Regions from separate parts of the Homo sapiens genome. Here region 2 is linked to region 1. The links are chromatin loops, found by intact Hi-C in ENCODE. Cell type or tissue: endothelial cell of umbilical vein. All regions are shown on one strand. Links, peaks and the distances in the headings refer to the core of each region. The heading gives the core; the rest is flanking DNA. Region 1 overlaps PHACTR2 (phosphatase and actin regulator 2). Region 2 has its middle 11 kb from the start of PHACTR2-AS1.

Evidence for each region. A loop is a pair of places that touch in the nucleus more often than their neighbours do. Peaks named below come from ENCODE experiments on the same cell type or tissue, not always from the same donor. Only the 100,000 strongest peaks of a DNase experiment are listed, where the experiment ranks them.
Region 2: it touches region 1 in a loop (8-fold over the local background); 3 of 110 quality-filtered maps call a loop at or near these places.

The regions. Positions count from the first base shown.
Region 1 is chr6:143,689,557-143,701,594 of GRCh38, forward strand. All of the region lies in intron 1 of PHACTR2 (phosphatase and actin regulator 2), which reads left to right. Among named protein-coding and RNA genes, the nearest start is that of PHACTR2, 18 kb to the left of the region's middle. In endothelial cell of umbilical vein, for the core only: no CTCF peak of the experiment used is centred there; DNase peaks (open chromatin) are centred at 6,085, 7,145 and 7,975; H3K27ac peaks cover 2,115 bases.
Region 2 is chr6:143,574,461-143,586,498 of GRCh38, forward strand. It overlaps a transcript of PHACTR2 not described here. Among named protein-coding and RNA genes, the nearest start is that of PHACTR2-AS1, 11 kb to the left of the region's middle. RefSeq lists a silencer at 993-1,042. In endothelial cell of umbilical vein, for the core only: no CTCF peak of the experiment used is centred there; a DNase peak (open chromatin) is centred at 5,411.

The DNA of each region.
Region 1 (12,038 bases), core at 5,942-8,441:
CATTATCTACTGAGCTCACAGTATGGAAACCGAACACGTAGTTCTCTTTTTTACCCTACCCCAACCCCTGCCTCTCCCCATTTCAGAATCATACATTTCCTATTATTTCCCATTTTCCCATTTTCTCATCTTCTCAAGTCTTTTTTTTTTTTTTGAGATGGAGTGTCGCTCTGTTGCCCAGGCTGGAGTGCAGTGGCCTGATTTCAGCTCACTGCAACCTCCGGCTCCTGGGTTCAAGTGATTCTCCTGCCTCAGCCTCCCGATTAGCTGGGATTACAGGCACCTGCCACCACGCCCGGCTAATTTTTGTATTTTTAGTAGCGACAGGGTTTCGCCAGGCTGGTCTTGGCAATCTGGTCTTGAACTTCTGAACTCAGGTGATACACCCACCTCAGCTCCCAAAATGCTGGGATTACCCGTGTGAGCCACTGTGCCCAGCCCCAACATTCTTATATTGTGTTTTTGATTTTATCAGTCATCCATGTAATAGCAGAAATGCCAACGATAGCTAAGGCTTGTGGTAAACCACGATTTCTTTTTCTCTCCTGCATACCTTTTGTTTTTCCTACTGGTGTTTTTGTTAGCTTGCTAAGTGTCCTACATACCATCCCCACACTTTCTCTTGTTATGTATTTAACGAATCGCTTCTCAATATGTTCAAATACTCGAGTTATTCTTACAGGTTCATCTTTAAGAGCTTCATACATAGCCTTTGTCCTCTTCCCATGTGGACTGGATTTTCTCTGAGCCCACTGTCCAGCTGTTGTCTTGGGATCTCTCTTCATCACACCAGGGGGATTCCTTCCACTTTCCTCTTGCATTGAATCTTCAGATTGCTGGATCCCATGCCCCCTTTTTTTTTCTGGGTCTATTTCCTTATTTTGGCAGAGCACACAGGGTGCTTCTTGAGAAAAGCTCACGGGGTGTATGGTTTTTGAGTCTTTGTATTAGAACGTGGCTTTATTCTGGCTTCATGCTTGGTCGAGAGCTTGGCTGGGACATAAGGTAGCAAAGCAGACTTGCTGCAGTATGCACAAACACTGCCATCCCTCCCAATTAATCAGGATGAACGTTTTCCTTTTATCTGGAAGACTTAGTTTTTCTCTTTAGCAGATAGCTTTTAACTGATTTCAAAAGACTTTCTTGGGTGATGGTCACACAAGATCTCAACTTTGACCTGGCTTGTTGCAATGGTCTAAAAAATATTTTATGGACGTTTAAAAGTTTTGTGGTACATAGACTAATTTAAAAATGTGTTTACTGTGATAATAATGTGCTGGCATTTTTTAAGAAGACTCACATTTAAGATCTACATTGAATAATTGTGGTATTCCTGTATTTTTCTGTGTTTTTATTTTAGGGATGCGTCATCTTTATGGGATGCTCGTTCTGATAGGATCCTGGGGGTATTACAAACTACCATTGATATTTCACAAAAGTGCCCAATTGTGAAACTCACCTAGTGTGCAAAATACTGATTGCTGGGTCCCATATTATAGGTCAGCAAAATCAAAGTCTTTTGGAGAGGGGTCTCAGAGTCTGTGTTCTCAACAAACATTCCAGAGGATTCCTAAGGTGAGAAACATCTTCTGGAAAACAAATTATAGGTTAGTGGTACTGTACAGATGGTCCTCAACTTATGATGGGATTACATCTTGATAAGCCCATCATAAAGTAAACAAAAATAGTAAGTCAAACCATGGTAAGTCAGGGACCTTCTGTATTTAAATTAAAAAAAAAAAATTCTCATTTGAATCTTTATGTGTGTCTTTCTCTTTACTTGAGGCAAAAGTTACAAAATATCCAGTTCAGAGACTCAGATGTTCTGTACACAAATGCCGGGATGAATTGGGTCATTCATATTTACTGTTCATGAGCAAATATTCCTATTGTCAAGTAGAATGTTGAGATTCTGATGGAATATTATTGCCAGAAACCTGTTTGCTTTTATGTACATTTTGTTAATATTATAAGCAGCAAAATGATGCATTTCCCACAACAACTAGGTTTGAAGTAAATATATAGTTACATTCGAAGGCAAGGAAGTTATCAGCAGAATGCCAATTACTGTTTAGGAAAAGACCACAGAATTTCAACTCGTTGCCTTTTCAAGAAGACCTCTGTGAACTTCATCTGGGGTTGCTGCATACTAATTACTTAACCCAAAACCAAAGTCAAAGAACAGGGCACTAGATGAAAATAGCTGTTTAATAATGAGAAGGAAGAACTATAAGAAAGATTTTTGTAAAATACATTTCTGAAAAGGAGGCTGAGCCCTTTTCCCTTTTAGAACTGTAGGCGGCAAATTCTGAAAATTCCAAAAGGAAGCAATCATTTATTTAAGACTTCTGTTCATGCATTCTGTCTTGGATAATGTTTGGCTTTTTATTTTCGCCTCTGTTTGTACTTCAGGCATCCTTTCCTTTCAATTGTGTGCCTATTTGCAGCCCATTGCCCACTGTGAAGTAAATTCCATTCAGTCTTAATTGGGGTCTCTTAAAAGCTTTTTCTAAAGAATTTTTCAGCCTCCCTATGGAAGGCCACTGTTCGTTGCCTAAGGTGTTTCAGGGTGTGCTGAGCATTCCCTCTGACCTTCCTTCTTGTATAAAGATGTTTCTGACAACAGCTGGGTGGCTCACAGGACTGGGGAGGGCAGTCTAAAGGGATGATTCAGGATTGCACTGATCAATTTCATCTATTATAAAGGGATTTTGTGTTTTTCAAAATTTCTTCTGCATCTGTAAAGTTAGCTTGTGTTGACCTGCCAACCTGTTTATGAAAGAGCCGGGTGAGAATGGAAACTTGGAATAAACCAGAACAAGTTAACTGAGCTCATGCCGTGGGTTCCTGTTGGCCTGACTGCGCTGTTTCATTTTCCTAAAGGCCTCTAAACCAGAATTGTATACATCTAATGTTCTGTCGCTTGGAAAGTACTTGACTGCCAATTTTTTAAAGAAAACATGAAAAGAATAAAATCAAACATGAGATTTTTAGAAGAATTTAGAACTGTACACTTTTAAAAAACTGAATCCCCTTCAGTCATCCAACCACAGAATGTCAGAACACACGTATACCTCATTTTCCAAACAAGAATGTTTTAATTTAGGAAGCCATTATAAAGTAATCATAGCAAAATCCTTCAAAGAACTTTTCTTTTTCCTTCTTTCAAGTGGGCTGAGGTGGAGGTGAGGTTGAAAGCTGTGTGACATTTTCACTTTACCTTCGACATGTTAATAAATAACTTTGCAGATAATAGTAAATGTCTGTACAGTATTCGTCTGCTAAGGCTGTCGTAACACCATACCACAGACTGAGTGGCTGCAACAACAGAAATGTATTTCCTCACTGTTCTGGAGGCTAGAGGTCTAAGATCAAGGTGTCAGCAGGGTTAGCTTCTGCTCAGAGCCTCTGTCTTTAACTTGTAGATGTCTGCCTTCCCTCTGTGTCCTCATATGGTCCATCCTCTGTGCCCACACACATCTGTGCTCAAATATTTTCCTCTTATAAGAACCCCATTGGAGTAGGGCCCACCCATATGACCTCATTTTACCTTAATTTTACTTTTTTAAAGGACCTGTATTCAAATATGGTCCCATGTTGAGGTACTGGGAGTTAAGACTTTAACGTATGAATTTTGAGGGACACAATTCAGCCCATAGTAGTGTCCTTTTTTTGTTTTTGTTTTGTTTTTATTTTTTTGAGACGGAGTCTTACTCCATCACCCAGGCTGGAGTGCAGTGGTGTGATCTTGGCTCACTGCAACCTCCACTTCCCAGGTTCCAGCGGTTCTCCTGCCTCAGCCTCCCAAGTAGCTGGGACTACAGGCACGCACCACCACACCTGGCTAATTTTTGTATTTTTAGTAGAGACGGGGTTTCGCCCTGTTGGCCAGGCTGGTCTCGAAATCCTGACCTCAGGTGATCCACCTGCCTTGGCCTCCCAAAGTGCTGGGATTACAGGCATGAGCCACCGTGCCCAGCCCCTTTTTTCTGTATTTTTTAAATAGGCCATTTAAGGACTTTAAGCAATGTCCCTAAAACCAATGTACAAACCAGGACTTATTAGCAATGTCCCAAAGCACACTGCATCCATTGTCTTTTTTCTGATTTTTGAGTTTCATTTCTTAACCAATTAAGGCCTCTTCCCCACTCACCTCAACAGTGCCATATTCATATTACTTGAGTAAGAGGAGGCATTGAAGGTGATTTTCAGCAATGGAAATTAACCAGTGTGACTAGGCAGTACACTTAGGAAGTAAAGCATAGGCTGTAGAGCATATGGGGTAAATTTAGAAAATGGAATATGTGTTCATGACCAGCCTGGGCAATGTGGCGAAACCCGTCTATACAAAGAACAGAAAAAATTATGTGGGTGTGGTGGTGTGCACCTCTAGTCCCAGATACCCAAGAGTCCAAGATGGGAGGATCACCCGAACCCAGGAGATCAAGCCTGTGGTGATCCTTGATCACACCACTGCACTCCAGCCTGGGTGACAGACAGAGTGAGACCCTATCTTAAAGAAAAAGAAGGAAGGAGGGAAAGAAGGAAGGGAGGGAAGAAGGAAGGAAAGAAGGAAGGAAGGAAGGAAGGAAGGCCTGCGACAGGGAGTGGGGAGGGAAGGAAGGAGGGAGGGAGGGAGGAAAGGAAGGAGGAAGAAGTAGAAGGAGGAAGGAAAAAAGGAAGGAAGGGAGGGAAAGGAAAGGAAGGAAGAAAAAAGGAAATAAATAAAGAAAGAAATGGAATATGTGACATTATGTTTCTGCCATTGTGTAAGAAATCAATACCAGTATCTTGTGATTGGAGCACCAAATTGATCGAGTAATGTTCAGGAAAGAAACCCCCAAACTACTTATCAAGATCCTAATCCCAGTGTGGTCAGTAACTAATGTGGCCACCTGACTGGTTTTATAATCTTCTTTGAGGGCCCTGAATGTGAAGCCCTGTATTTGGAGAAATGTTTTGTTCTCAAATGTCACTACATATATAGTCTTCCTTTTCTGTGTTTGGTTTTGCTGGCTCTGTATGCTTTCATTGTCTTAGATGTGTTTGAAATCCGCAGGGTGACATGTCTCTTTTCAAAGAGCTGCTAAAATAAGAAAGAAAATGAATAAGCGTGTTAAAGAAAGATGGTGTTTAAACACCTGTCAAAGTAAAGTCAGAACAAGAATGTTCTTGCCAGAAAACGCAGAGCCCCATTGAGACAGGTTGGTAATTCGAAGATGATTCATTACGACTAACTGCATTTGTATTCTAGCCCATATGCATTGTAAACCACCTAGCAGGCTTCCAATGATGTCTTCCTATCAATTCGTAAATCTCACAGGAAACTTTTAACTGGTGCAGTCAGTTTTGGTGGACTGCTTATCTTGTCAACGTGAAGATAATGCTTCAACAGCACACCCACCTCCTCTAGGTTCAAAATTCCTTATTTTATTGAAAAAGGTCCCTCAAGCTGGTTAAGCACACAAATAAGAATTGGGTGCATCAGAATCTAGTGACCCTAGGTCCTTTTGTAAAATGATTAAAACTCTCCTTAAACCTCAGAAATTATTTAATTTTATAGGCATCTCTTGGACCAGGAATTGCCTTGAGATGGCGAGATACAAGCATTCTACAAAGGCTGCAAACAAGACTCACTTCTCTTAGGCCCTGATCCGAATCCAGATTATGATGGATTGGGCATGGGGATCAGGGCATGCAGAAGCTCTTAGCCAAACCTCTACACCCTTTAGTTGTGACTCTGTCATTGTAGACTTTTAAGGCATCTTGCAGATTAGAATATGCTGAGCACTCAATCTGAGGAAGGTTAAAAGTCATAGAATATTGGTGTTCTTCCAAGTTGAGAACAGAACACTTGGATCCAAGACCCTATTTCAGATTCAACATTCAATACCCTAAGGCATAAAAATGGCGTCTTACTATAGACAGTGGAAATAACTGATAAGGATTTAATTAATTGCTTGTGGTTTTGCAGTGCCAGTCCAGGTTTATTTTCATTGCTGGGCACTGCAGTCCTAGAGGCAAAGGGAATGAGCATAAGGTTCCTGCTAGATCTTTAAAAGGGAAGGGCAGAATAAACAGAGGGCCCTTTGATAATGATTTCTTAGCCAGTCCAGTGGATAACATGAGTCTCATAATCAAGAATCCTCTGGGACTTTGTCATCTACATTGAATTTATAGGTGGTCTTTACTTAAAATATCTGAAGTTAATGGAATCATAAAACAGATCTTTCTTTTCTCTTTAGATTGTGACATTAGGCACATGTGGAAACAACAGTAAAATGCAACTTCCTGTGTTTAGCAGCCGTAGCAACACATCTTATACGGTGCAGGATTTTTAAAAACCAAAAGGAACAACAATTTGTATCTGACTAAATAGCGCCTAATCAGTTTCACCTTGATTTACTAAGCGTTGTATTAATCAAGTAAGCAACTGGCCTTTTCTATAAAATAGTTTTATGTTTGTTGGTTTGATTTTTAAAATTTTTTATTTTTTGCAGGTGCAAGCATAAAAATAAAAAATTCGCAATTTCCCAGCTGGTAGGAAATAGAGCCACGTCCAACTCTTAGCTCCTCTCTCATTCTTGTATATGATGTCAACCTTCTTGCTTAGTTTCTTTCCTTAATCCAGGGCATTTCTGCTATAGAGTAGTGGGGATTTCCCTCGAGTCTTAGTTGGTTTTAGCAGCTCCCAGCAATTATCTTGAGACCAACGGAGAATGCAGGTAACTGTTTTGGGTGGGTATACAGGAGTTTATTTATTTCAGGGGGCATTTTTGTTTTCCTGGAGACCTCTAGAAGACCAGGAAAATATTTTTCCAAGAAATTTTGCTGCCCCAATTGCTCCAAATCATAAATAACCCACTCTCCATTTTTATTCCCCACAAAACCTCTTATCAGCCTTTTTCCACTTGCTTACATGTATTATCTCTATTAACAGTAGCCACAACCCAAATCATGAATTGTATTACCCCATTCTACAGATGAGGAAGGGACTCTGAAAGGTTGAATTACAGACCTAAGGTTACCAGCTAGGATGGGGAGGAACAGATTATTACATTCAGATCTTTCTGGCACTGGAAGCCCATGTTTTTCCTTTGCAGTACTCACAGGTCTGTGTTTATATTTAAATGGCTATTTCCTATTTTTTAAGCATACGCAAAGTCATATCAGGGTGACACATAGCTAAAGAGTTAAACAAAACAAACCATTTTCTTCTCTGGAAGCTTTAGTGTGGAAATACCTAAGTGTCAGCCCTCTCTCCACTTGTGTTTGCTCCCCTTAGGGTACTGTTCTAACAGGAGATATTTGCTTCACAGTGGAAAGGTGAGATAGGAGAGGTGGTGTGTTCTGTTTAAATTGGAATAAAAACTTGTTGCTGGCTGCCAGTCTTAAAGAATGATTCCTCGTCATTGAACATGTTACATTGTAGAGTCAGATGTTTGCCACCACAACACTGGGCTATTATGCAAGGTAGTTCTACCTTGTAGTTCCGATATATTTAGTTAATTGAAAGCCTAAAATATTGCCACATAACTGAACATCTGTCATAATGCTATATTATCAAAGAATTTAATTTCAGATTAAAATGGTTTTATAGTTTTCTATATTGTTCCACTGTTTTCTAAGAGATTCACATTCTCGTGTGTGATGCCTAAAGAGAATGGAAAAAACAAAAGCAGTTTGGATTTAGTTCCAATTTAGTTAGGTAACTTATTTTCTTGTTTCTTTGCCATGGAACAAAATTGCTTTTCTGGCTTCCCCAATTAGGAGAAAGAAGGTTAAGACTGAAGAAAAATCTGAGATGAGAAAGAAGGAAATGTTAACAAAGAGAGTGCTCTTGAAGAAATTAATTTTCACCACTCATCACCGGGTGAAAATAGAAACTTCTTAAAAGACAATTTCACATATAAATTATTCCAGCTGTTTTTCAATTATTTGTCTTTGATGAATTGTCTTTCAATTACCTTGTAAAGAGCAATTAAGTGTTTGCTTACCTGAAAACTGTGTCAGCAATGTCTGTACCATTCTTATGAGTGTTAATCATCCTTCCTGCTGGCTCTGATATTTTCCCAATTTCAAACATTAGTGTTTGTTATATTATCTTTCAAAATATTTGGAATTCTACAGGAAGGCACTGTTGGAAACAATTTCCTCTGTGAAAAATCTAAAGACCTGCTAAAATAAATCATAGCCTAGGCCTTGTAAATTATTGCCCCACATTTACCCATGACTTATTCTTTTTGTAAATATTTTTAGGGACCTTTTTGTGGCCTAAGTACAGTATAGGGGCACCACCAGGAATAAAATCAACTTGCTCCCTGTCCTCATGGGACTCCTAATCTAGTGGTGAGAAGTATTATTTTTTCTTGCTTCTCAGAGAGGTAGTCTTTTTTTTAACCTACTCACTTAATAACAACAACAATTAAAAATCATTTTTATGGTTTCTGAAAACATTGGTGAATTGCAACTGGCTATTCTGAGGTTCTGTTACGGGCTTTTTCCCATCATTCTAGAACATGTTCAATGTTTCTTCAGACCAGTATTGAAAATCTAAATAAAAATTATATTAGAAAAGGATTTTGGAATAAGCTAGTTGGTTTGATGGTGCTCTAATTGGATTCAGAGGCTTTCTGTGTGTGTTTTATCCAAATCCTGCTGGAGCAACTCATTCTCTGGAATGCTTGCTTAACACACCTGTCATTTTAAAGAAAGAAACCAAAATAGAACATCTCGCAAGTGGGGCATCCTCAATAACTATGTTAGAAAAAGTATAAAATCAATGCTAAAGGCATCATTATTATAAAATTATTTTTTTAAAAAGCAACTAGTGGAATTGTTTCTCTCAAGAGAATTAGGTGTACAAACCAAGGAATGTTAATCTTTTGCTTTTCAGTGGCTTTTAAATGGTTTCCTGTTTAATTTGCATAGGATATTTCTACCTTTTAGGCAATGCTATGAAACTAGACTAAACCTCTGTAGCCCTCAAACAATTTTACCCTGAATTTTAACTCATAATTTGGAGGCCATCTTGTGCTATGTCTGCCGTGGGAACTAATGCCACAGTACCACCGTGTGAGCCTCTGGGGTCCCCCACATTTCCTACTCACTACACACTGCAGGTCTACGTTTGGGTGGATGGTTGTTTGACTAATGTCAGCCTCTCTCATGGCCTGCAAGCCTCCTAAGGGCAGAGATCTGATCTGTTTTTGCTTACCATTGTAGCCCTTCCTCTATAATAGCTGCTCAGTTAATTGTGCATGAATGTTTCCGTTCCACAGTGAACACACTTTTCTACAGCCTCATTATTTTTGCAGATATCTCCTTCCTCCTCTCCCTTGGATTGTCCGAACCCTGGGTCTCCTTGGCAACACTGTTGCCCTGGTAATTCTCTTCAATGGTGGCTCTGTTGTCCTTTACCTCTCCTATCACAGGGGGCGCTGACATTGCATCAACTCCCCAGTGCTATTCCCTGCTCATTTTGCGTCCAGTCTTGTGCATGCCCTCATCTGAGGTAGGTGCCGTCTGCTGAGTTTTCCTTCACATTTCTTTGGTGCTGTCATCTCCTGACTTCCTGGTCATTTCCTCATATTCACTGGATGAAGTTCAGACTCTCCCTCTCCACCCCAAATCTCGCTATGACCTGAAGGAATTCAGTCCCCATGCAGTCCCCGTGTGGCTGGTCTGACATCCTGGCTGGTGCAGCTCTGCAGCCCTTCTTCTTTCTTGCATCTTCAACACCCCGACACCCAGGGCTCCTTCTCCTCAGCCCATGAACCTGCTTGAGTGTCCTTCACACTTTATGAACTTAAAACAAACAGCAAACAAAACCTTTTTCTTTACTTGTTCATTCTCAATGCCAAAGGAGTTCAACGTTCTTTATTGTGCAAAGCCCACTTGCTCCTAAATGTAATCATTCTCTAGGAGTTTACCCCTGGTCCTCAACAGCTGCTTTTGTTTAGAAGACTCCACCAAATAACTTCAACTCCAGCTTCTTGCTAGAGTGCCAGTAATGCATTTCTGACTGTCCGTTGGACATCTTCCCTTGAATGTTCTGCCAGCACCTGAAGTTCATGGTGCCTGAATACAAGCTAAAGGTCTCTCCTCCAAATCTTCTCTCTTCTTGACATCCAGCCATACCCTTGTAGAGGTTCAGGCCATGGAGTTCTCAGGCAGTTCCTCAGACTCCTCTCTTCTTTCTCCTCAGTGTCCCTCAGATCATCCATCATTTCCAGTCCCTTTTCGCTCCTTCTCTCCAAGTTCAGATGCCTGGGTTGCTGCAGTCATCTCTTAACTGAGCTATAAGGACGTAAATCTGGGAGCCTTGGGGACTCCGTATGACTAATTGACATAAATTCTTCTCCATGGGATGGATCTCCCAGCATCCTGTTTTCCATAGTACATGCCTGCAGGTTTCATGTCTGCCTTGGGGAGATTGTCCGGGATACTACATGTGGCCACGGTCTCTCCACAGATACCGGCCTTGGGGACCCTGTATGACTGCCAGGAGGCTCTTGGACATAGAGAGAACGTTAGTCACATTATATATATTCTCTGGGCTTTTATTTATCCACCAGCCTTTCGACTTAAATATATTGGTCTAGATTTAATGTGTTATTTTAATAATATTTGTGTTACATTCATCCTCAATGGGAATTTTTTCATAATTTTGTCTGAAACAAAATTTAGCCCCTTACTTAAAAACTGTGATATTTCAGCCAGGCGCGGTGGCTCATGCCTGTAAACCAAACACTTTGGGAGGCTGAGGTGGGCGGATCACTTGAGCTTAGGAGTTTGAGACTGGCCTGGCCAACATGGTGAAACCGCGTCTCTACTAAAAATACAGAAATTAGCAAGGCATGGTGGCATGCACCTGTAATCCCAGCTACTCGGGAGGCTGAGGCAAGAGAATCACTTGGACCCAGGAGCCGGAGGTTGCAGTGAGCTGAGATCTCACCACTGCACTCCATCTGGGTGACAGAACGAGACTCCATTGATTGGGGGCAGTGGGGAGGGGGGGCGAGAGGAGAACTGTGATATTTCAGTATATTTTATTTCACAAATTATATATAAGGTCTACCAGCTTCTCCCCTAAAGTTCTGTGCTGACGCACATTCCCAGCATGAACAGGGTGATCATTATCCTATCATGGATGAGTTGAAATTCTTTCACTTGGCAGATTGTCCATTGGGGATATATCAGCTTTTTCTTCCTTTTCACAAACACAGCACACACTCTACACACCATGACCTGCTCCACTTCAGACTCCGGGAGTTGTTGTATATGACTAACATCTACGGGGAACAAGATAGGTTGTTGGTTGATTCCTGTCACGTTTTTCCTCTCTGTAGCGACATCTTGCTATTCCTAAGCAGTCATCCTATCTGTTCATAGAGACAACCCTTCCCTTGTAGCGATAACAGTGGCATTCAAAACGTAAAATGCTTTTATTTACATTAAAATTGATTTTTCCATTAGCAAAGTGGCCCTTTGCCTACTCAATCAGAATTTCTGTAAACCCCAAATAAGAGCGACTTTATTTAATCTGTTAAATATCCTGTAGCAAGTCTAGGGGATGTTGTTCATGTCAGTGAATCAGGATGTCATGCAGCTGCACAAACATATTCGTTCTGCAGGCCTGTTGGCCACAAGTTTAAACTCTGGAATTCTCTGTCAGTGCTTGCAGGCAGATGGAAGTCTTTAGTAGCTTTTCCCTCTGGGAGTTTAAAAATAATGTCTGCCTCTGTTAAAAAAACAAGTTTAAAAATTGATAGTATCAAACTTCTAAAATTAATATTATGATAAATAAGGATTCTGTACAATCAAATTACTTTAGTCAGTATAAAGTATAGAGTACACTGCCTGCCGCCAGCGTGAAATTAACCGTGATGACACTGGGCATTGTTTTAGACAGCAAAACAGTACCTACCCTAACTCCTTGGATTAGCCCAATAAGTGGCTGGGAGTTGAATTGAGTTACTACTCATTAGGGTTTATCTCTTGCCTTATCTTAAAATAAAAATCCACTCCCACCCACT
Region 2 (12,038 bases), core at 3,878-6,377, 120 kb before region 1:
AAAAGTGGGTTCAATGTCTCTCAACATTGATACCTCTCATAGTAGGCAATTAGATTTTTAAAGTTATAACTATTTTTTTTTCTACTCAGGAGTGGCATTAAGTTTGCTTGAAATTTCTTCTTATGATCACCTGTATTTTATTTAGGTTGAATCGTTTTGCAAATACTGGTAAAATGATTCCCCGGAATGTGTTTAACTTTTCAAAATACTTTTATATTCTTTTGATGGCATTAAAAAAAAAAAAGCAGTGGCTCTGAGTCAGTTATGTTGGAAATTTGATGTGAATATTTTCCAAGAGCCCAAAGGACTAAGGACTGTCTCCTATAAATATTTCATTTTTGTTCTAAATCTAACAGCTGGCCTTCTCCTCCTCTCCCCCAATTTTTTAAAAACTAAAGGCGTGGTGTAAAACAGCAACAACAACAACAACCTCCTACACTCCTTTACCCAAAGTAAAAATTAACACGTTAATAGACTTGTGAAATTTGGCCAGATTTTCCTTTATCTATACAGAATTCCTAGATGTTGACTGGCAGATTAGATTTCTCAGTATTTACTTGGCTAGTTAATTGTAACAAATAATCCATTTGGAACATAATTAAGAGATGATAAACAAAAAATAGGCAAATAAATAATCATCAACACTCCAAAAACATTTTCAGCCAGTTATTTTCTTGCATATATTTTCATGTTTTTAATGTTTTACTTTACATCTACGAATTAATTTCTCCATATTGTTTATACATAGTCTTTGAACATCATGATTTCTATCCGTGGTTCATAGTTCGATGAGATAGCTTTCTCTTTTACAAAAAGTCTTTTAAAAATAACTTACCATATTCCTATCTTTAGGTTTTAAACATCGTTTTACATAATTTGTGTACTTTTTTATAAGCACCATGTCTTAATTTTCTAGCACACCTGGAAATGTTATAATGTGACTTAGTCTTTATATGAATGATCTGTCCTTTATATTCTTGATGATGAACTATCAAAACGCCAGTTTAGAGGATGGCTTTCAGAAAGATGGACTTGGAGAAAAAGCGCTCCCTAGCTGCTGTTTTACCGTGTGGACACTAGATGGTGCAGTGGTCATACTGATCAGCCAATGTAATACTGGTAAGACACCAGAGACTTGATGTTGGTGCTTAATAGCTTCCATTGAAAAGACAGATGTACCTATAAATGTATTGTTTGAATAGTTCTCTCTCGTGAAGTACTAAAGTCCTTGAGAAGCAATATGAGATAAATTACTTTTTGTTTTTAACTATTTAATGTTTATTTATCTTCCAATCATTTTAAAACCTTTATTGAACCGTTTTGTTAAGTAAAAATCCAGTCCCTATTGGGGTAAATTGTTTGCAGAGTACAATTGATTCTTAAGTACATTAAGTCTTTCTAAGTGGACATTTGTTTTCAATTTAGAAAAAAAAAGTCTATGTTCCAGTTCTTCGAACAAATATTTTTGAAGTTTTTTAGAAACTTTTTAAGAGTTGCTGTTTTCAGCCAATAGAGCATAATCACATTTCTGGAATGAGATATATCAGACAAAGCCAATGTCCTTGACTAAATTGAATCTTTTCTAAATTGATGTCCAACAGAACTAACATAGATGTTATAATCTGCATATCCAAAGGGTTTTTCTTTATCTTGGCTGGAAACTTGGAGCATCTGCAAGCTTGGTGTCTTCACATTAGATTACTCTTTGTGTGCTAGAATTTGCGATCCAAGCCTGAATCCTTTAATTACCTTTGAGTTATATAACACCCAGGGGACAAACTGGAAGAGATGCTGCTGTATAACACTCCGCTCTCATGACATAGCTTTGGAAGGTCTCTCTTCTCACGCATTTTCTAGATTACGTATTTTACAAGTCGTGGGGTGATTTTCTGTTCCTGAAAAAGCAAGTTTGCTGAATTGCATTAATTCAAAAAGAAGCTGTGCTTAAAATACAAGAAAACAAAAAGTTTAACAGATTTTACATTTATTTACTTTAAGCATAGTGTTCATGACTACGTAAATGGCTTCAAGGGAAAAGTTTATTTCTAACATTTAGCTTTTCAGTTTTAAAACAGAAGTTGAAAGAGGGAATATTTGTGGTTTTTAAAGTTAACTTAAAAATTGTTTGAAGAGGGGCTGGGAGCGGTGGCTCAGGCCTGTAATCCTGGCACTTTGGGAGGCAGAGGTGGGTGGATCACTTGAGGTCAGGAGTTCGAGACCAGCCTGGCCAACATGGCAAAACCCCATCTCTACTAAAAATACAAAATTAACCGGGTGTGGTGGCACACACTTGTAGTCTCAGCTACTCGGTAGGTTGAAGCATGAGAATCACTTGAACCCAGGAGGCCGAGGTTGCAGTGAGCCGAACTCGTACCACTACACTCCAGCCTGGGTGACAGAGTGAGACTCTGTCTCAAAAAAAAAAAAAAAAAAAAAAAAAAAAAAAAATTATTTGAAGAAGTCTAAATTTTCTGACACTGCTTGTATTATAGGTATATACTACTTAAAACTCTATGCTAACATACACAAAAAGCAACAAACTACTATATCAGATTATATATTTATGTGCTTTAATTTGTATAAAATATATTTTGGGGGTTGTTATTTACCCTTATAATTAGATGAACTTCTTTTGAGAAGTTGAATGAAATGTAAAAAACATTTTTCAATTTTAAGTTATATTTTAAGAACACCAAGAATTTTGCTGCAGTGGATCTTCTGGTAGAGGGAAGATTCAGTCTTTTAAAATTGTATTTTAGCATGCTCTGTGTCCAAAACCCTGTGCCAGGCAACAAAAAAGACACATAAAAGTAGCCAACTTGGTCCCTGCCCTTGGGCACTCACAGTCAAGGTCATCAGTATTTTAAAATAAAATATCACCTAACATAGGGAAATAAAATTATGATCCCAGATAACAGTAGAGAAGATGAGAGAAGGACCCTAGCAGTTAAAAAGGTCAGGAGAGGCTTTGTGAGAAGGGAAACATTAAATAGTATTAAAGATTATGTAAGATTTTGACTTAGCAAAAAAAGGTGTGAAAAAAACTCCAACCAGGAGAAATGTGATGAGCAGAGGCATTGAGATGAGAATGCCCCGTGTGAGTTTTCAGTTTCGCTGGAATTACAAGCTAGAAGAGGAGATGAGACCAAATTGATATATCGGAACCCTATTGTGCAAGGCTTTGAATCACAAAACTCAGACATTTGAACTACAGCCTCTAAACAGTAGATAACAGTTGAAAATGTTTGGGTACCAGTGTGAGATCCTGAAAACCATTTAAAGAGATTAACCTGGTAACCATATCGTCGATGGAAAAAAAAAAAGTGAGAGAGGAGAGATGCAAGGAGAGCCTAGAAGCACCTGTTTAGGTAGCTTACATATGAAATAAGAGCTTCAGCAAAGGTTCAAGAAGTGCAACCAAAACCAAGGGAAAGCGAGAGGTATGGTAAGAGAAATATGACTATCAATATAATGTTATAGTAGCATGTACTGTGCAGGTAAGTTCTCATTATTTATTTTTCTAGATTTGTCTAAATCTGGTCCAAGACACTCTATCCCCCGTTCGTTTGCCAACACCTGTGAGAATTCCACAGTCAACTTGCTTACTAGGCCCCTCCCTTTCCCTCTCATGGATTAAATCAGCCATAGTCCAAATGCAAAGAGGGAAGGAGCTTCATTTACTGTTGTTCCTTCACAAAGGAACCATTGCAGTCAAGTGCAGGGCTCCATGAGAGCTGGAGAGGGGTCCCCAGACCTCCATCCTCACGGTCCAGGATGGGGAAGTCATAGCCAGATTTAGCAGTTCCCCTTTGTCAGTGCAATGCCTCATCCTCCATGTTTCCCCTTCTAGGATGATCTAGTTTGATTCAACTCTTCTTGGCCCTTAACTTTCCTCAGGGAGGCAGGGGAGGCCAGAAGTCAAGAGAATAGATACGTGGCATTAGGCTTTCCCCATAAGAAAGGTTGAGCATGGTAGCCATGGAAGGATGTGTAGGTTGTTCACTGCTCAAGAGCATTGACTGTGGGGAAGAATGGGGCCGAAATGCAGCCCATACCCTGCTTGCCAAGCTGGGTACAAAATCACTCCTGCCAACAAGAAAAGGAGGAAAAGGACCTTTTAAAAAAATTTGCTGTTGACTTGGATGCTGAGGGCTACGTGGAGGGCCTGGACAATGAGGAGAGGATGAGGAGGAGGAGGAGGAGGAAGGAGAAGAGGAGGACATGAGTGCAGAAGAGGAGGATGAAGACGATTATAACAATGGAGAGGTAGATGATGAAGAAGATGAAGAAGACCTTGGTGAAGAAGAAAGGAGTCAGAAGTGAAAGCAGCTCAAAGATGAGGGAGAAGACGATGACCAAGTGGAATAACGTATTTTCAAAAATGCCTATTGTGATTTGTGTTTTTACCCATATCCCCTCTACCCTCATAATCCTGCCCCCAAAACTTTTTTTTTTGTTGTTGAGACAGGATCTTGTTCTGGCACCCAGGCTGGAGTGCAGTGGCGTGATCACAGCTCACTGCAACCTCCGTCTCCCGGGTTCAAGCCATCCTCCTGCCTCAGCCTCTTGAGTAGCTGGGACTACAGGTGCATGCCACCACACCTGGCTAATTTTTGTGTTTTTTGTAGAGATAGGGTTTTGCCATGTTGCCCAGGACGGTCTTGAACTCCTGGGCTCAAGTGATCCCCCCACCTTGGCCTCCCAAAGTGCTGGGATTACAGGCATGAGCCACTGTGACCTGCTCCAAAACTTATTTTTTTCTTATTGTAACATAGCTGTGTGAACAAGAAGGGAAAGGTGTACTGGGGGTTGTTGGAGGAGGGAAAGTGTGGGGGAAATAAAATACTATTTTTATTGTCAAAAAATTTGCATAAAGGAGACTTATGGGCCAAGAGAGGTCCTGGTTGAAGGAAGGAAAACATTTTGCTTTGCAGGGAGGATGAGTCTTTAGTAGAAAACAAAACAACAACAACAACAAAACATCCCCCAAACCAGCAAAAATGCCCATTTTAGCAAATTGCCCTATTATGTGTGTAGTTTTTAAGTAGATTTTCATATATAAGAGAGACAAGGAAAGAGGCGAGCGGACAGCTGTGATGAAAGAGCCCAAGGAACCCCCCCAATAAGGCACCATCTCAGAGAAGGCACTTCTTTGGGGGTCACTCAGTGAGACCTGGGAAGGTGAGCGGAAGGGGCCTCTTCTGCAGATGGTGGCCTGGAGGAGAAGACCCTTTTCCACTGCACCGAGACGATCAGCGGGAAGAATGAGTGGGTGTGTATTCATTATCTATTGCTGTATGAAAAACTACCCTACAGTGTAGCTGCTTAGGAAATACATTTATTGTTTCTGTGAGTCAGGAATCCAGGCACATTTAGCTGGGCCCTCTGGCTCAGGATCTCTCCCAGATTGCAATCAAGGTATGCGCCAGGGCTGCAGTCATCTCCTGGCTCTGCCGGGAGGAGCTGCGTCCAAGCTGACTCACGTAGTTGTTGGCAGGGTTCTGTTTTCTGTGAGCTGTGGGACTGGGGACCTTAGTTCCCCATGGGCTGTTGTTTTGCAGGCCACCCTCAGTTTCTTGCCACGTGGGCCTCTCCATAGGGCAGCTCACAACATGACCACTGTCTTCTCTCAGCATGAGCCAGAAAGAAAATCAAGAGAGGGATAGCAAGATGGGAGTCATGATCTTTCTATAGCTTCGTCTCAAAAGTGATATCCCATCCCTTTAGAAGGGAGTCAACTTGGGGCCGGGCGCAGTGGCTCACTCCTGTAATCCCAGCACTTTGGGAGGCCAAGGCAGGCAGATCACGAGGTCAGGAAATCGAGACCATCTTGGCCAACACGGTGAAACCCCGTCTCTACTAAAAATACAAAAAATTAGCCCGGCTTGGTGGCGGGCGCCTGTAGTCCCAGCTACTCTGGAGGCTGAGGCAGGAGAATGGCGTGAACCCAGGAGGCGGGGCTTGCAGTGAGCCGAGATCGTGCCACTGCACTCCAGCCTGGGCGACAGAGCGAGACTCCGTCTCAAACAAAACAAAACAAAACAAAACAAAAAATACAAACAATTAGCTGGGCGTGGTGGCACACACCTGTAATCCCAGCTACTTGGGAGGCTGAGGCAGGAGAATTGCTTGAACCCGGGAGGCAGAGGTTGCAGTGAACTGAGATCATGCCACTGTACTCCAGCCTGGGTGACAGAGCAAGACTCCGTCTCAAAAAATAAAATAAAATAAAACAATAAAAAATAAAAGAAGGGAGCCACTTAGTCCTGGCCTCCATAGTGTGGGTGGCTGAAGGAACGTGAAGATAAATGTCTCTGAAGACAAGAAGGTGAGATAATTAAGAGACTTAGGTTTTGGATGGGTCACCTACACAAATGAAGTGACCCAGAATGCTGAGGGAACCAGGGTGGAGGTAAACTGGGAGGTGGGTGCTAAAACTTCTAGGGTGGGAGAGAGAGTGACACCAGGTGTTGAAATTACAGAAGGGACCATTTCTGGCAACACAGCAGACCAGATATCCTATAAAAGTCTTCCATTACAGAACACCTACACATCAGGAGCTCAAAAACAGATATATTCTTTAAATGTCTAGCCAACATTTTGGAAAAGTGTGGGAAATCCCTCAGGGCCAAAACCAGAGGGAGTTGGACACCAGAGTGATAAGCAGACACTGAAGGCAAGGCCAACCTCAGGGCTTGGCTCAATATTCTAGAACTTTACCCTTGTTCTCAAGTCTCCGTGTGGACAGGGGATGAGGGTTACCTGGTTTCTGCTCCTTTGACTATGGCATAGACTCTGTAGATGTCTGTAATTGACCGGGAGGTATGTAGATGACTGTATCAAGTTATCCTCCTGACCGGGCGCAGTGGTTCATGCCTGTAATCCCAGCACTTTGGGAGGTCAAGACAAGGAAGGAGGTGAGCTGACAGATGTGCTGGAAGAGCACAAGGAACCCACCAGTCAGGCATGATCTCGGAGAGGGCGCTTGTTTGGGGGTTACTCAGTGAGACCTGGGAAGGAGAGAAGGGACCTTTTCTGCAGACGGTGGCCTGGAGAAGAAGCTCTTTTTCCACTGAAACAGGAGGAATGGCGGGAAGGATGAATGGATATGTGTATTAATTATCTATTGCTGCATGACAAATACGGATCACTCAAGTCCAGGAGTTTGAGACCAGGCTGGGCAACATGATGAAACCCTGTCTCTACCAAAAAATACGAACATTAGCTGGACATGGTGGTGGGTGCCTGTAATCCCAGCTAGTCAGGAGGGTGAGGCAGGAGGATCACCTGAGCCTGGGAAAGTCGAGGCTGCAGTGAGCCATGATCACGCCACTGCACTCCAGCCTGGGTGACAGAGTGAGAACCCTGTTCCCCTCCCCACCCCTCAAAAAGGAAAGAAAGTTATCCTGCCCTTGCCTAGACTTAGATGAACCCAGTCTATTTTTTGCAGTTATACATGGGGATGGCAAAAGGCAGAATCCTGGGCATTGGCATGAAGGCCTTGGGTCTTAATGCCTAAGTGAGTCACATAAACCCTGGACAAAAGGCTGTACCGTCAATATGAGGAAAAGCTAGAAAAAAAGACCTATCACTCTCATAAAAATTCATAACCATAGTCCACACCCTCACATAGATTTGGCACTAGAATTTATACCACCTGTTTAGGTCTGTAAATGCCAAGCCAAACTAATAATTGAAAGTGGTTCTAGTTGGAGAACTGTGGGGCACCCAGCACAATTCAGAGCAAATCGTTTTGGAAATAGAATCTCAGCCCAGGTTTCCTGCAATTCCCATACATTGCTCAACTAAACATGAGTTCAGAAGTCAAAATTACAAAATACCCTAGGAAACACGCCACTAGGAGAGTGAGTCAGAAGGAAAATAAGATAGTAGAAAAATTAGATTCTAAATTACCAGAGACAAGCAGGATACCAGGAAGACAGGAAGCAGGTGATTTGACCCAGTGACAGGTACCTGGAAACAGTTTGGTTGTTTAGTTATGAAGCTTAAAAACTGTCATTCATTTTTATTTAGCAATTTTATTCCTGCAACTTTTTTCCTGAGGAATGATCAGGTATGGATTTATAATGATATTCAAATAGTGTCATTTATAACATTAAAAAAAAAACTTGGGAACAACCTTCATATCTAAGAAAAGGGAAATGAATAAACAAACGATAGAAATTACAGGGTATTATTCATATTTGTAAACAGTTTTAATGACATGGGAATTTGTTTACAATATAATATTAAAGAATAAGAGCAAGATAAGAAAATGCTTTCTAAATGTGGCTGTATTTAGCTCTCCAAATTATTTAGCTAAACAAAACTATTTCATTCTTCTAGCATTCTGTTTAAGTAGGTACGTGATGTATTTGGCAGCAGAAAAAGGGCATAAGAAAATTGATGGCTCTGCCAAGATTTTATTGAGGGATTCAGTTGTATTGAAAGAAAAAAGGCTACAGAGATTTTAGGTATAAAAATATATAAATAATAGCTTTCACAAATAGAATTTAATTTCAAACTCTGAAGCACTTAAAACATGCAATCACCATTCACATACTTTAATTAGAAACATCATAATGAGTCTTTCTATTTTGGATATGAAGACTTCTCAGAGAATTTAGAATTTAGTTAAATTTCTATTCTTGTCTTTGAATATAATGATGGGGCGACCATTCTTGCCATAATAGCCAGGATTTGGTATCTGTGAATTCACCATGGCCACGGTAGTGATAAAGAGCATTCCTCCACAATCCGTCCATTTCTGGGAACCCAGAAGATTGAGTCCCTTTTACTAAACCATGATTTAGTGAATGAAAGCACTTATACCATGTGAGAATGGGTTACAGAAACACATGCTAGCAGCAGTCCTCAGATTGTTGCCCAGAACCGTTTACAATGACAATATGATCCCTTTCTCACTTTTATGATTGGTAAAAAATTGGTTTATCCTCTCTCAAAGTTTATCCTAAAGTTGCTGAGTGACACAATGATATTTTTGTACTTAATCACAAAAGCAGAGAGTCTGACAAGAATTTGAAAAAGGGTGTATAGAATACAAATACTGTTGAATGGTGCAGCAACAGAGCTGTACAACACCTTTGTCTTGCCTGGAAGGCAGTGTGTTAGTATGGAGAGAGCGAGGGCTAAAGTAGAGACTGTAGATATTATGTGCCTAATACTGTAATTTTCCCAGAACTGATAGCTTGATTTTGCCAGTTATACACCCAAAGACTTTGGACATTGGTGTGGAAATACATTTGCTCACTACATGCTAGATGCCAGACTATCATTTGTTGATTGGTTGATTCATTGTTTGGAAAATACCTGGACTACTATAATAGGTGCCAGGCATCATACCCAGAGAGGGACCTAGCATAACCAGAATTCATTCAAAGGAGGACTTCCAGAATTCTGAGAGGTCTAGAGTGCTGGGACGGTGTCTTATTTATCTCTACACTTTTTCTTCCTAGCACTGTGTCTAGCACTCAGGATATTCATAATAAAAGTTTGATAAAACAATGGATTTACAAATGGTGGTTGAGGCTCTTTTACCCACTGGCAGGCTATCTTCCTGAAGTTGCCTATATCCCTGTCTGCCTGTTAGCTGTTAATACCTCCTAAGCCAGGATGTTCCACTACTGTGCTGTGCCAAACAGCTGTGACCCATCACCACCTCCTGTGAGATACATTCTTTTTACCCTGCATCATGCTAAAGATGTTAACTCTTGACTAGAACCACTTCTTGGGGCTGTGGTTGTACTTTTGGAGGCCCGTCATGGACTGGGACCAGAAAACTGGAGACTTGAATATGAACAGAGATCAATGGACTAGAGACTTCATTTTGCGTCTCCGAGTGTTGGATGAGGCATCCTGAGTCCCTCCACTGTACAGACAGGATTGGGCTTAGCTACTCAGGGGGACTGAACTTTCAAGGGAAGATCAACTAGCCTCAGTTCTGGAGGAAAAAAGATAAAGAGTGGAACAAACAGCGCCTAATTCAAATAAGGCATCACATTCCCTATAGTCATGACATCAGAACAGGCTGCCTTTACTGATGGCATTCCCTGGAGAGCCTAAGGTACATTGTCATTCAGCCTAGAAGACCTCAGAAGGTCCAAACTCAAGCCTGATGTATAGGATTTGATGTAACTATTCAACAAATGTTGGTCAAGTTCTACTACTTGTTTGTAGGAAATGAGCAAATGTGTATTGTCTATCAGTGCAGTGACCTCTTCACACACAAAACTTGGCCCAGTGAGTGTCAGGCTCTGGGTAATCATTTTAGCCACTGCTGTCATGAGGAGGGACAAGTATAGGGTTAGAAGGAGTGGCTGAGTTCGGGTCAGAAGTTTCCTTCTTTGGGACCCAAGTAATGGGCAGGTAATAAAGATTAGGACTCGGGCACCAGGGAGGAGAAGAACATAAGGCTAGGAAGCAGGGGAGGGAGAGAAGAGTTTCCCTGATGCTGGCATTCTCCTCTAAACCCCAAGACCCTGGCTGGTCCTACCCAGATTAAAAAAAAAAAAAAAAAGCTATAGGCTTGGCTGTCATACCTTCTATAGGCTTGGCTGTCATAACTCAAGTTGTTGGGGGACACATGACTATTTAAGCAGCAATTATGGAGTTGTTGACGGGCAGGACCAAGGCCTGGCAGTAGACCCGTACACCAAGGGGGACCAGTGGAAGAGTCTAGCAGGCTACAGGGACAGAGAGTGGGGGCTTAGTGGGGTAGAGACTGCATCTGCACCATGAGGCAGCAAGAATATGGAGGAAGGGAATTTGAGGTAGAGAAGGTGTTGGAAACCCAGCTAAGAAGTCACTGTCAGGAAGCAGGTCTGTCCATTGGAGCAAGATTCCAGCTACCAGGAAGAGGCTGGAAGCAGAATTCCAGTCTTCAGGGAAAGAATGACTTGGCCAGGGCCAAATCTCAGTTAAAATAGAAGCTGAGATTCCAGGCAGCACAAGAACAACACATTGGAACTAGGAAACCAGGTTTGCAGTTAACCTAGGGCTTCAGGAGTAAGGAACTGGATTCAGAAACAAGAGCTGCCAGTGCCGCATACCAAGCAGGAGGCCATACTGTGGCCCTGTAGCTCAGGGAACATACTGGAGTCTGATGGTGTCATCTTGGGAACACTGTGTTCTGAAAAAGACTAATTGGGACCAGAAAGCAAGCTCCATGAAGGCAGAGACCCTCCCTGCTTATCACCAGGCGTGGCACCTGATAGGTGCTCAAAAAATACCTGTGTGCGAATGAACTCTGTGAGCAATTTTGTCCCCCAGCTCCTCAAAATGATGTGGGAGAATAAGACTTCTTAGGTAATTTCTGTTTCAAATTAGATTTGGCTAGGGAATTAATGTAGCGCTGAATGTTTAAACGGGAAGTGGATGAGCCCAGCAGCAGGGGATTTTAAGCTGGGGCCGCTAGCACTTCATGGCAGGGACACATTATTTTTCTTCTTTGAAACAATCCATAAACTTTGGAAACACATTATCATGTGCTTGGATGAGACCCTGGCCTTATGCATCATATTAAATGGAAGAGAAGTTTTTATCTTAGCAATTGAGATTTTTGTTATTGTTATTTTTTTTCTGGTGGTAATTAGCTAGGAAGTTCAGCTAATTACCACTCCTGGTCCACATCAACTGCATGAAGACAGACGATCATCTATTTGCCATCGTGGAAAGACATGATAATTATTCTAAATGTTAAATCAAATTACTTGGCTGCAAGTGTAGAAAAAGAGAGAGAGAAGGAGAGAGAGGGTTGTAACTAATAGTCCTGCTGTACAGCATTTGACTGTTTATCTTATTTTTCTACGAAACCATCACACTTTACTTTTTGGCAATGAAAGATGATACCAACATTCAAGTAACATTTACAGAGTATCTATGTGAAATCATATAGATAAATCCACAAATTATTTTTGTCCATGGAATCAAAGGCTGATATGAGATAAATTATTGATGCAGAGCAGGCAAGTCCCAAAGTGGAGCTTAGCCCACAAGGGTTCTTGGCTTTGCCCAGGAAA